Linked DNA regions of Homo sapiens: region 1 is linked to region 2. A link is a loop called in an ENCODE intact Hi-C map of the cell type or tissue named here. Cell type or tissue: GM12878. All regions are shown on one strand. Each heading gives the region's core, and the rest is flanking DNA. Links, peaks and the distances in the headings are about the cores only.

Region 1 (5,382 bases), core at 78-5,077, 690 kb before region 2:
GAAATAATGTAGACAGTGTCTTAGTTCTGACAGGGAAGAACTACAAGAGCAACAAAATGTTGAGCCTTTGGGGTTTTTCTGTTCTCATCTCTGGTAGATCTTTGAAGGAGTGTATGCTCCCGTGATCCCTTTCTGGACAGGCTCGGGAGTACTGAAATGACTTCTTCCAGATGGAAGTTAAGGAGCATCATGTAATGTGTGCATTGCTGCAGTTGTCACCAATTGGTAGTTTTGTGGAGAAAAGCTGTCTGCATCCCTTTTGAGAGAATTTGCATTAGAAGTTCATCTTAATAAAATTTATCTTTATCCTCTGAGGTAAAGTGGTAAATGGAGGCACATAGATTTCTTTGGTATTGAGTTTTGCCTTAGGTACATATCCCAGTAGGGAGCCAGTCAAGATGAGCTTTGAAAAACTGGGGAGAAGTTTCTGTAGAGTTTCCCAAGGGGAGAAACTTCAGTGGCCTCCCGTACACCTACAACTGTAGGCAGGAATTTCTCTTTTCCCAAAACAATCGCTTAAGTATTCATCTTTCAAAAACCACACATCAACACACCTATGGCTAAAAAACGGCACAGATGAGGAAAATTGTAAAAAGCAGCGTTGGTTTTTGCTCTTCATACTCATTAGGAGCATCTATAAGAAATAGCCATGCATCTCCATCTCTGCCCCCTTGGCAGGAATGTTTCTGAGGAATTTATAGACAGCATCATTCAATATCCTCAATATAAAAGATTTACAGGAGAAAATTCTCTCATATCTGAGTGCCAAGAAGGGTTTGCTTCTCTTGAGATATAGCAAGTCTTTTCCTTATGGACAATATGAATTACATTTTTCCTCTTTTGCTTTAGCTGCCTGGAAGCTCAGAGCTCAATTTGCACACTAATTTTAATTACTGTGTGGGAACCTGTGGCTAGTATTTTCACTTTTCTCCTGTCTTGCTTTTTTAGTCTATCTATATACTCCCTTGTCTGCATTTTTTTTTTTATTTTTAAAGAAGACTTGAAGTGCAGGATGAAATGAATTAGAACATGAATAAATTATTTTAGAGATAGCACTCTATAGTGGCAAAAGCATTGGCTTTGGAGTCAACCTGTTTTCAAGTTTTTGCTTGTCCTTTTACTGATTTGTAACTGTGGACATGTCATTCAACCCATTCTTCTGTACCTTTATCTGTCAAATGGGAGTGGATAACATGAATTACTACTGACCTTACAATAATTTTGTAAGGATTCAATGAGCTAACATATATTAAAGTACTTTGCAATCAATAAAAATGTATGCATGTTAAAGTGTGTTTGGTCTAACAGTGTATACTGTTGGGCAAGGCTCTTTTGAAATTGAGAGAATCAACTAAATCATTCAAAATCTGTGAGAGTAGAAAATGGCTTTTAGCAATAGATCCAATGTTACCTGGGTTTAGGCTAAACAACTTACAGAACCAGTCCATCAGAAGTTGAGATATTCAGGGACAGGCAATCTTGCCTTAGGACCAAGAATGTCTCCTACTTCTGAGCCTTCTAATACTCATTTCAGCCTGCTAATTGTATCATCTCTCATGGTAAGTGGGGCCAGTCGGCCCAAGTAGCAAAGGATTCAGCCCAAAGAGGCTGAAGCAGAAGCCATCGTTTTTAAAACACAAATTTGGCATATCCATTCCCAGTTTAGAGCCCCTCAGTGGCTTCTCAGCACCCTCAGGACAAAGTCCAAATTCCTTTCAGGACCTTACCTCTCTCCTACCTTTCCAACTTATCTCCTACTTCTCCTGCTGCACACAGCCTGAGCTTCAGTCATTCTAGCTCTCTGAATGCACGTAGCTTTGGATACCTCTGGGCCTTTGCACATGCTGTTCCTCCTCTCTGGAATGATCTTCCTCCTCATTTCCTCACCTAGTTGACTTATATTCATCTTTCATTGGGACCTCCCATGACTTGCTCAACCATAAGGATATGCCCCTTCTCTATACTCCTTGTGTAAGTCAAATTCTATTACAGCAGATTCCTCACTCGACTGAACTGTTGAGGAGAGAGTCTGAATTGTGTTCATCTCTTCATTTCCAAAACCTAGTTGTTGCTCAATTAAAATCTGTGGAATGAAGATATTGAAAACATGCTCAGGGACCAGTTGAGTCATTAGCCAATAAGGAAGTAGAGACAGGATTGAAGAGCTGGGGGATGGGGGTGGAGGTAGGGGGAGCCCAGATAGCTGTAAGACAGAAAGAAAATGGCTACGCTGGGTACAGCATGAGAGTATCAGAGGGCAGGCTGCTCAGGTACCCGGGACAGCTCACTGTGGGCACTCTGGCCCTGAAAGTCTCCAGGATGCAGGCATTTCTTAGTTTCCATGCTAAGAGTTTGGGGTTTCTGTTGACTTCTAAGCCTGATGGCTCACAGAACCCTAACCAGGGCTACTTTGTATGGTTTTGCCCTGCATAATTTGGTGAAGGGGATGAATAGAATTTAAAACCCAGCCTCCCTCTGATTGCCAAACCATTCACCCTGGAGCTTCTGTTTCTGCCCCCAGGGGGCGCCTTTATCCAATTCACACAGAGGCATAGGTTGGGTTAAACCCAACCTGCCTCATTCAAGTAAAAGAACTCCTGTTTATTTCTGACAGACCCCAAACAACTCACTTCAGGAGTGGTTGAGGATGCAAGGAGGGCTTAGAAAGGAGAAAAGATTGATCCAAGGCTTAGGGCTTGGTGCCGTGACTGTGATTTTTGTCTTCCAAAGCTGCTTCAGGCAGGAGCTATAGGGATCCTGTGTAAATGACCGGTTCCTCTATGATGCCCTCCACCCTCACCCTCACCAGAGACCAGGGGCTCTGGCATTGGTTCTTGCCCCAGCAGGCAGCCCGAGGGAGGAGTTTCCTCACCTTTAAGGTCTTGGTTCAGGGATGTCATATACACTATTGTTCATCTGACCAGTTTGATTTGACCTCTGAAAACTATGTACTGTGTGCACCCAATAGCTTAGCAGACAGTGTGTGTGTTGATTAGTTTAAAGATAGGCTGTGTGCTCAATTCCATCTCTGCCATTTACCAGCTATTAAATTTGGACGTATGTGTTAACCTTTTTAGGAGTAGGGAAGGAGGGAGGGAGGGAGGGAGGGAGGGAAGGAAGGAAGGAAGGAAGGAAGGAAGGAAGGAAGGAAGGAAGGAAATCCTTGCTGTGATAGACATGAAAAAATATGCCATTCAGATCTCTTATGCAGAGAGCATAATTGACCTGTGGCCCCAGCTGCTGCTCTCTGAACTTGTTCACCACCTTCACACTGAAGCCACACTTCACATGGACTTCTCTCAACCTATAACTGAGACTTGCAGGATGTAGGTGTCTAAGGCCTAAGATAAGACACAGAAGATGTGGGTCTCTGATTGGGGAACCTGACATGAAAACTAACTCCCTGATGGCCTTTCCAAGCTCTCCTTAGAACTTTGTTGCTTCATTCTTTGCTACCTTCTCTCCTTCACTCAGTGTAAGATCTACTCCCCCACACTCCTCTGACTCCAGTCTCAATTTTCTCTCACGGACACTTCCCCTAATAAGTTTCTTTCATGTTTAATCCTGTGTTGGTGTCTTCTTCTTGGAGGATCTGTACAAATACACTATTTATAGAGTTGCTGTAAAAATTAAGTGGTTTAATGTACACAAGGCATCTTTCAGTTTCTAGGATGTAGTATACTCTCTGGTCCCACTTGCATGGCATTGACCAGCCGCCATCTTTTCTCAGCTGTGGGATTTCTCAGACCTCCTTACTCCTTAAAATGGTAGTTGCCCGATTCTTATCTCTGGTTTTTATATATTCTAGAACAAAACTGTGGCAGAGACACAACTTCAGCATCATTCTCTCAGCCTTCCTTTGAGAAGTATAACATCCCCACTATGAGTTGAGCAGAACACATGGCCATCCAATTGGTGACTATGTTTTCCAGTGTCCCCTGCAGCTAGTGATGATCAAATAAGTTCTTAACCAGTGGAATTGTAAACAGAAGTGATGTGTACAATATTACCATCAATTCCTCAAAATACATTAGCTTGCCCTCCTTTTTTTCTCTTTTCTCCTTAAAGATGACTGGAATACAGATGTGTTGGTGAGATAGCTTCAACCATGAGGGTGAGGAAAATACTATAATGGATGTCAGAGCAATGAGATAGAAGGCATATGGGTCTCCGGTTGATCTTAAGATACAGAGCTGCCTGTCTTGAGCCTTTCCCCTACCTCTGTTTTGTTTTGTTTTGTTTTGTTTTGTCTTAGAGGGAAATAAACTATCTTTTTTTGAGACATAATATTTTGGGTATTTTTTGTTACAGCAGCTTAGCCAGTACTTTACCTAATATACCTCTCTTTCTGAGCTATTCCTATATTCCCTCTGCCTTGGTTGACCCAGAACTGGTTGACAGTCCTGTCCCCTTAATCCATTAATGCCTACTCCTCAATATGGCATTTAATTACATTTGATGACTTTGAAGGACAGCAAAACTAGTTCCCTTTGGGCACAGGATTATCTCCTGTCAGGTTTAATAGCCTTAATGGTTTAAAATGGCACTAAATGGTTCTCTACATTTGGGCAAGGCCATCTGGTCATTTGTAGATAAGCATAATAATAAGCACCCGGGCAGATAGCCACATATGGGCTGAAACACAGACATGTTCCAAATTATATACACTATAAAATTTACCATCCCTTACTAAAACCCAAATCACAAACTATCCCTTACTTTAATTGCAATAATGAGTGGTCACTCAGACCATGGGACTGAAATGAATCTGACAGTAAACAAAGCCCCACTAAACCACAGTACTGGGACTCTAGTCAAGGTCAAAATGCAATCATAGTTCTGGGAAGAGCTTCTGAGCATGCACATTCGTAACGGCCCTTGGCTCTGCCCAGGCATGTACATGGCCACTAGGTTTGTTTAAAATTGAGCCATTACAGTTGGGTAAAATCATGTGATTTTGCTCTAGAAGCATTTACATCCTCCAAGTGTGCTTGATAAATCATAGAAGTACACTGAGGAAAGAACGAAATAATTTTCTTTGCAATGATAGCATTTACTTCTATCTTCTGCCTTCCTTTTTTTCAAGGTTTCTGCATACAGGTAGACTGTATATAGGCCTTAAAAAATCTTTAGCATTGAAATTATGATGATTATTTCCCATCCATATTTTCTTTTATAACTCAAAATAGTCTTAATAATGAAACTTAAACTAAGAGTGTCTAGCAAAGTTCTGATGTTTACCATGAAGATTATTTATATACCAATTAAGTTTTAAACATTGGTGCCTTAAGCTGCATACTAACCTGCCCATTGAGTCATCCAAAAATGCCCCTTAGACCTGTGGTGGCATTGATGACAACTCTCTAATTCCCTTTAAAGCCT
Region 2 (5,382 bases), core at 181-5,180:
ATTTTATTAGGGATGTGCTTTCTTGGCCATTCTTTGTTTTGTATGTTGATATTCCTTCCAATCAGTTTACAGTATTTTGAGTTGGATTAAGATGCGTGAGGGACAAGTTATAAACTAATCATTAAGGATCTTCTAATACCGTATGCATGTCTTTCTGTCTGTAAAATGTGCTCATTATAAAAGTTCATACAGTATAGGGGCAAATTGAAGTAAAACGTGAAAAGTTCCTCTCTCCCAGCAAGCGCACTTCAAATGGTATCTAGTGGTATCCATGGGTATCACTGTGAATACTGCAAAGATACCAGTGCTCAATGGTATAATGTTTAATATAAGAGTTTAATGTAAGGTTTGGTGAGTAAACCAGGACTATAGCAGGGAAAGGAGTTAAAAAGCCTTATCTAGCTAGCCTGTTCTTTTGCCTCACCTAGGAGTATAGAAAGGTGGTTTAACAAACCCGGAACTTGCTTCCATTTGCTTTTTTCCTAGGTCTAGTCTGTTCTGATTCAAATAAAGTAAACTGAGGCAAGCTTAATATATCCTGAACTCATGTATCAAATTGTCTTTAAGTGCAAATACAGTTTTAAAAATATTTTAGTTTTTCATGCATGGCGTTAAATAGTTCTATGAGATATGTTACGGAAAACTATCCTCTACTCACATACACATCATATTCTGCTTCCAGAGGTAAGCAATTTTTGCTCATTTAGCTGATTCTTAGGGACTTTACCTCTTTATCATTAAGTCTACATACACATTGCCATTTCTTGATTTTCTTTTTAGTGGTATGTATTACCTATTGACTTCTCACTCTACTCCAGAAGATGGAGGGTATAGCTGTCTATATACAGCTTCTTCTCACTTCTCCCTTCCTGTTTTTCCATTCTCCAAATATATTTTGATTGAGCTCATATTCAGTGTTTATATTAAAATGACTATATACTTGAAATTTACTGCTAACCTCCATATACTCTTGTGACTACATCCCCTTTCTGGAATATCATTTTACTTTTACTGGAATGAATATATGTTTAAAAATATTTAATTTTCTATATGGTGATCACTGTTTCAACTTCAGACTTTCTCCCAGTTGATTAAATCTCTCTGGTTCAAGCCAAATTAGCGTTCCATTAATTGCATCTTCTTAAAATTCTATTTATTTCTTTTCTTTCTTTTTTTTTTTTTTGTAGTCTTCAGGATTATCCTTAGGTTTTTTTTCCTAGGCTGGTGAGCTTCTCTGGAGAAGATTCTTCCAGTCTTCTATGCTGGCTGCCAGTGTTTTAGTAGCCCATTTGGGAAAGAAGGGTTGGAACATGAGGATGGTCCCCATTGTTCCAGTCTATGAACTTTCATCAAATCCTTCTAGGTCAGGGTTTCTCAGCTATCAGCACTATTGACATTTGGGCTAGATAGTTTTGTGAGTGGCTGTCCCATGCACTGTAGGATGTTTAGCAGCATCCCTGGCCTGTACACACTAGATGTCAGTAGTACACATTTACCTTCTTCAGTTGTGACAACTAAAAACGTCCGTAGACATTGTTACATGTTGCTTGTAGGACAAAATCCACCCCCAATTGAGAATCACCACTGCTCTAGGTAGAGAGGGTTAACAGTAGGCCTGAGTCCTTTTCTTCGTGGAAAATGACCTTGGGTTTTCCTTCTCCTGGCATTCTTTTCCTGGACACATACTGGATTAAGAATTAAATATAGAATATCTCCAGGTAATATTGTTTATTGTGAAACTGACCCCTGTTGGTGAGTGTATATGGACCAGGAAGACTGTCCATGAATGAATAAATTAGCCTATGAAAAGACATAGACCTTGACTTCGTGGTGTGCAGTGTAACTCTTTTTTTTTTTTTTTTTTTTGAGACAGAGTCTCACTCTGTTGTCCAGGCTGTAATGCAGTGGCGCAATCTCAGCTCACTGCAACCTCCGCCTCCCAGGTTCACATGGTTCTCATGCCTCAGCCTCCCGAGTAGCAGGGATTACAAGCACATGCCACCACGCCTGGCTAATTTTTGTATTTCTTTTTTTTAGTGGAGACAGGGTTTCGCCATGTTGGCCAGGCTGGTCTCGAACTCCTGACCTCAAGTGATCCACCTGCCTCGGCCTCCCAAAGTGCTGGGATTACACTGTGGGAGCCACTGCACCTGGCCAGCAGTGTAACTCTTATAAATGAGCATGAACGTGTTCTTTAAGGGGCCCTGGAACTTAACCTCATTGGCTGTTAAAAGGTACTGCTGGTTCCCATGGAGCATGAAGTTTCCCTAAGCCAGGGTGTTTTCTGCACTTACCATGTGGTCTCTTTCCCTTACAATGAGCTATTTATGGGCCCAAAAAGGGCCTGTGGTGAGCTGTATGGACTCCCTCAGAAGATGGCATGTCTCTTTTTATTTATTCAGAACTGAGTGAATCTGGCTTCAAGCTATGGTCTGTTGGGTCTTGTCAGCGAATGTTAATCTGTACCTGAGACCACTGCTGGTGGGTGAGTGAGTAAAAGAGGGAATCTGAGAATTAGCTGCTTTCTTAAATGTGTTTTCAACCATTCTTCCTGCTTTTAGTCGCACCATCACCTGTCTACTCTTGCTTCTGAGGACTTCTGAGGTTACACGATATAAATTGAGTGCTCCTCTGCTTTTCTCCAGTGCTGGCCCAGCATTCAGCTTCTCTTGGATTTGCTAAATTGGTTACCACTCAGCCATATGCTTTTTTTCCACATCTTCCCACCCCCATTTTAATCCCTGTAAAACAATGCTTCACAACTTGGGCTACTTTGTCCTGCTGGGTATATGCAACATTTTTGGTTGTCCATCAAGGGCGTGTGCTACTACTGGCATCTAGTGGGTAGAGGCCAGAGGTGCTGCTAAACATCCTACAGTGCACAGGACAGCCCACATGAAGGATAATTATCTGGCCCAAAATAGAGCCAAGGTTGAGAAACCACATTTTAAATCGTGTGGCACCTGTTAGTCACGATCAGCAAGGTGGCAGTTATAGTACGTTGTATGAAGTCCTTCTGTTGAAAGTTTCTAATAAAGATCAAGAAAGTACCAGCATCAAATCTTCTTAGATTTAAGGAAATATAGGTATCTTTGGCCAGTCCCTCTCTCCTGAACTCCAGGTGCATATATTCCATCTCTAATCAATATCTCTATTTGGATGTCTAATTGTGTATTATATTTCTCCAGAGAGATAGAACCAATAGGATATGAGTGGGGATTTATTATGGAAATTAGCCCACACCATTATGAAGGCTGAGAAGTCATGTGACAGGCTGTCTGCAAGCTGGAGACCCTAGGATGGTGGTAGTGTGACTTAGTCCAAGTCAAAAAGCCTCGGAACCAGGAAAGCCCATGGTATAATTATCAGTCCTAGGCTGAAGGCCTGGGTACCCAAGGGAGGCTGCTGGTATAAGGCCTGCAGTACAAAGACTGGAGAGCCTGGAGTTCTGATATCCAAGAGTAGGAGCAGAGTGTCCCACCTCTAGGAAGGATAGGGAGGAAATCACCTTTTCTCTGCCTTTTTTGTTCTATCTGGGGCCCTCAGTCAATTGGATAGTGCCTACCCACAATGAGGATGGATCTTCCCCACTCAGTCCTGGTTCACACACCATCTCCTCTGGAAACACTCTCACAGACATACCCAGATGCTTTACCAGTTCTCTAGGTATTCCTTAATCCAATGAAGTTGATACCTAAAATTAACCATCATAAATAGATTGCTCAAATTTAACTGGTCTAAACCTAAAGTCCTGCTCTTTCTCTTCAAACTTATTTCTCCCACTGTCTTCTCTATCTCAAATAATGGATATTCCATCCGTCTAGTTCATCAAGCAAACTCCTTGGAGTCTTTATCTACTTATTTTCTTTCTACCTCCCTTTCAATCCAGCAGCAAATTCTGTTGGCCTTATCTTCAGAATATGTCTAGAATGTGATCACTTCTCACCGCCTTCACTGCCACCAAGCCAATATCATCTTGATTTAGATTTTTGAATAGGCTTCCTTCTGGTCTTTCTGCATTCACCTTTCTCCCTTAACAGTCTATCATCCACACTGCAGCCAGAGTGATCCTTTTGAAAGATAAGTCAGATCATCTCTTTTCAAACCTAAAGGCTTTGCATCTCATGGTATAGCCCAAACCCCTATAATGCCTATAAAGCCTTGCCTGATCTGCTTTCCCATTACCACCTATTTTTCTTCCTTCTGTCCCTTACCCCACTAGCCATACTGTCCCATACTTGTTCTCAGCCAGTAGCCAGAGCCTGCCTCTTAGCCTTTGCACTTATTCAACCCTGCCCAGACGCCTTTCCCCAGTCTTCTGTGTAACATTCTCCTAGCTACCTTCTGGAATTTGCTCAAATGTCACTTTCTTATTGAGGCGTTCTTTGATTATGCTATTTAAAAATGGAGCTCCCCTTACTCTGCCATATTATTACCTTTTTTTTGTTTTGTTTTGTTTTGTTTTGTTTTTTTTGAGACAGATTCTCGTTCTGTCACCCAGGCTGGAGTGCAGTGGTGCCATCTTGGCTCACTGTAACCTCTGCTCCCTGGGTTCAGTGGATCCTCCTGCCTCAGTTTCCTGAGTAGCTGGGTCCTCAGGCATACAATATCATGCCCATTTAATTTGGAATTTGGAATTTTATACATGACAGTGTATTTTTAAAATGAAAATACTTTGTAAAGCTATTAGTTTATAGCAAATTCAAAGGATTTTTTTCATCATAATATACACAATCATCAAGTTTTCTTAAGATTCAGCAAAACCTTTTGCTAAATTTAAAGGAATAGGTAAGGTTGGCACAGTGACTCACGCCTGTAATCCCGGCACTTTGGGAGGCCAAGGCAGGCGGATCACCTGAGGTCATGAGTATCAGACCATCCTGGCTAACATGGTGAAACCCCATCTCTACTAAAAATACATAAATTAGCCAGGCATGGTGGCGGGCACCTGTAATCCCAGCTACTTGGGAGGCTGAGGCAGGAGAATCACTTGAACCTGGGCGGCAGAGGTTGCAGTGAGCTGAGATGATGCCACTGTACTCCAGCCTGGGCGACAGCAAGACTCCGTTTCAAAAAGTAAAATAAAATAAAATAAAGGAATAGGTATCAGATGAAAAAAGAGGCTGAAGATTTAGTGAAATCCAGGGGAAAAGCCTAATTCACACAAACATATTTCAAATAAACCCCCCCAATAATCACTGGCACATATGCCTTGACTCTTATTGTTGGTGTTTCTTGGAAATCTGTGTGTGTGTGTGTTTTTTTTTTCTGCAGAAGTAAAAAGCATCTTTAGGTTTAGGTCTGTTTTTGTTTTGGGTTTGTGGAGGGCTGGTGAAGGACCTTTTTTTTAGACAATAATAGAAATATATTCATGTGGCCTGG

Evidence for each region. Peaks named below come from ENCODE experiments on the same cell type or tissue, not always from the same donor. Only the 100,000 strongest peaks of a DNase experiment are listed, where the experiment ranks them.
Region 1: it touches region 2 in a loop (4-fold over the local background); 3 of 110 quality-filtered maps call a loop at or near these places.

The regions. Positions count from the first base shown.
Region 1 is chr2:204,175,239-204,180,620 of GRCh38, reverse strand. No RefSeq gene overlaps it. Among named protein-coding and RNA genes, the nearest start is that of ICOS, 240 kb to the right of the region's middle. In GM12878, for the core only: a CTCF peak has its summit at 2,521 (motif pointing right); a DNase peak (open chromatin) is centred at 2,612.
Region 2 is chr2:203,481,895-203,487,276 of GRCh38, reverse strand. The region is part of intron 4 of RAPH1 (Ras association (RalGDS/AF-6) and pleckstrin homology domains 1); the gene reads left to right. Among named protein-coding and RNA genes, the nearest start is that of RAPH1, 51 kb to the left of the region's middle. In GM12878, for the core only: a CTCF peak has its summit at 2,838 (motif pointing left); a DNase peak (open chromatin) is centred at 2,816.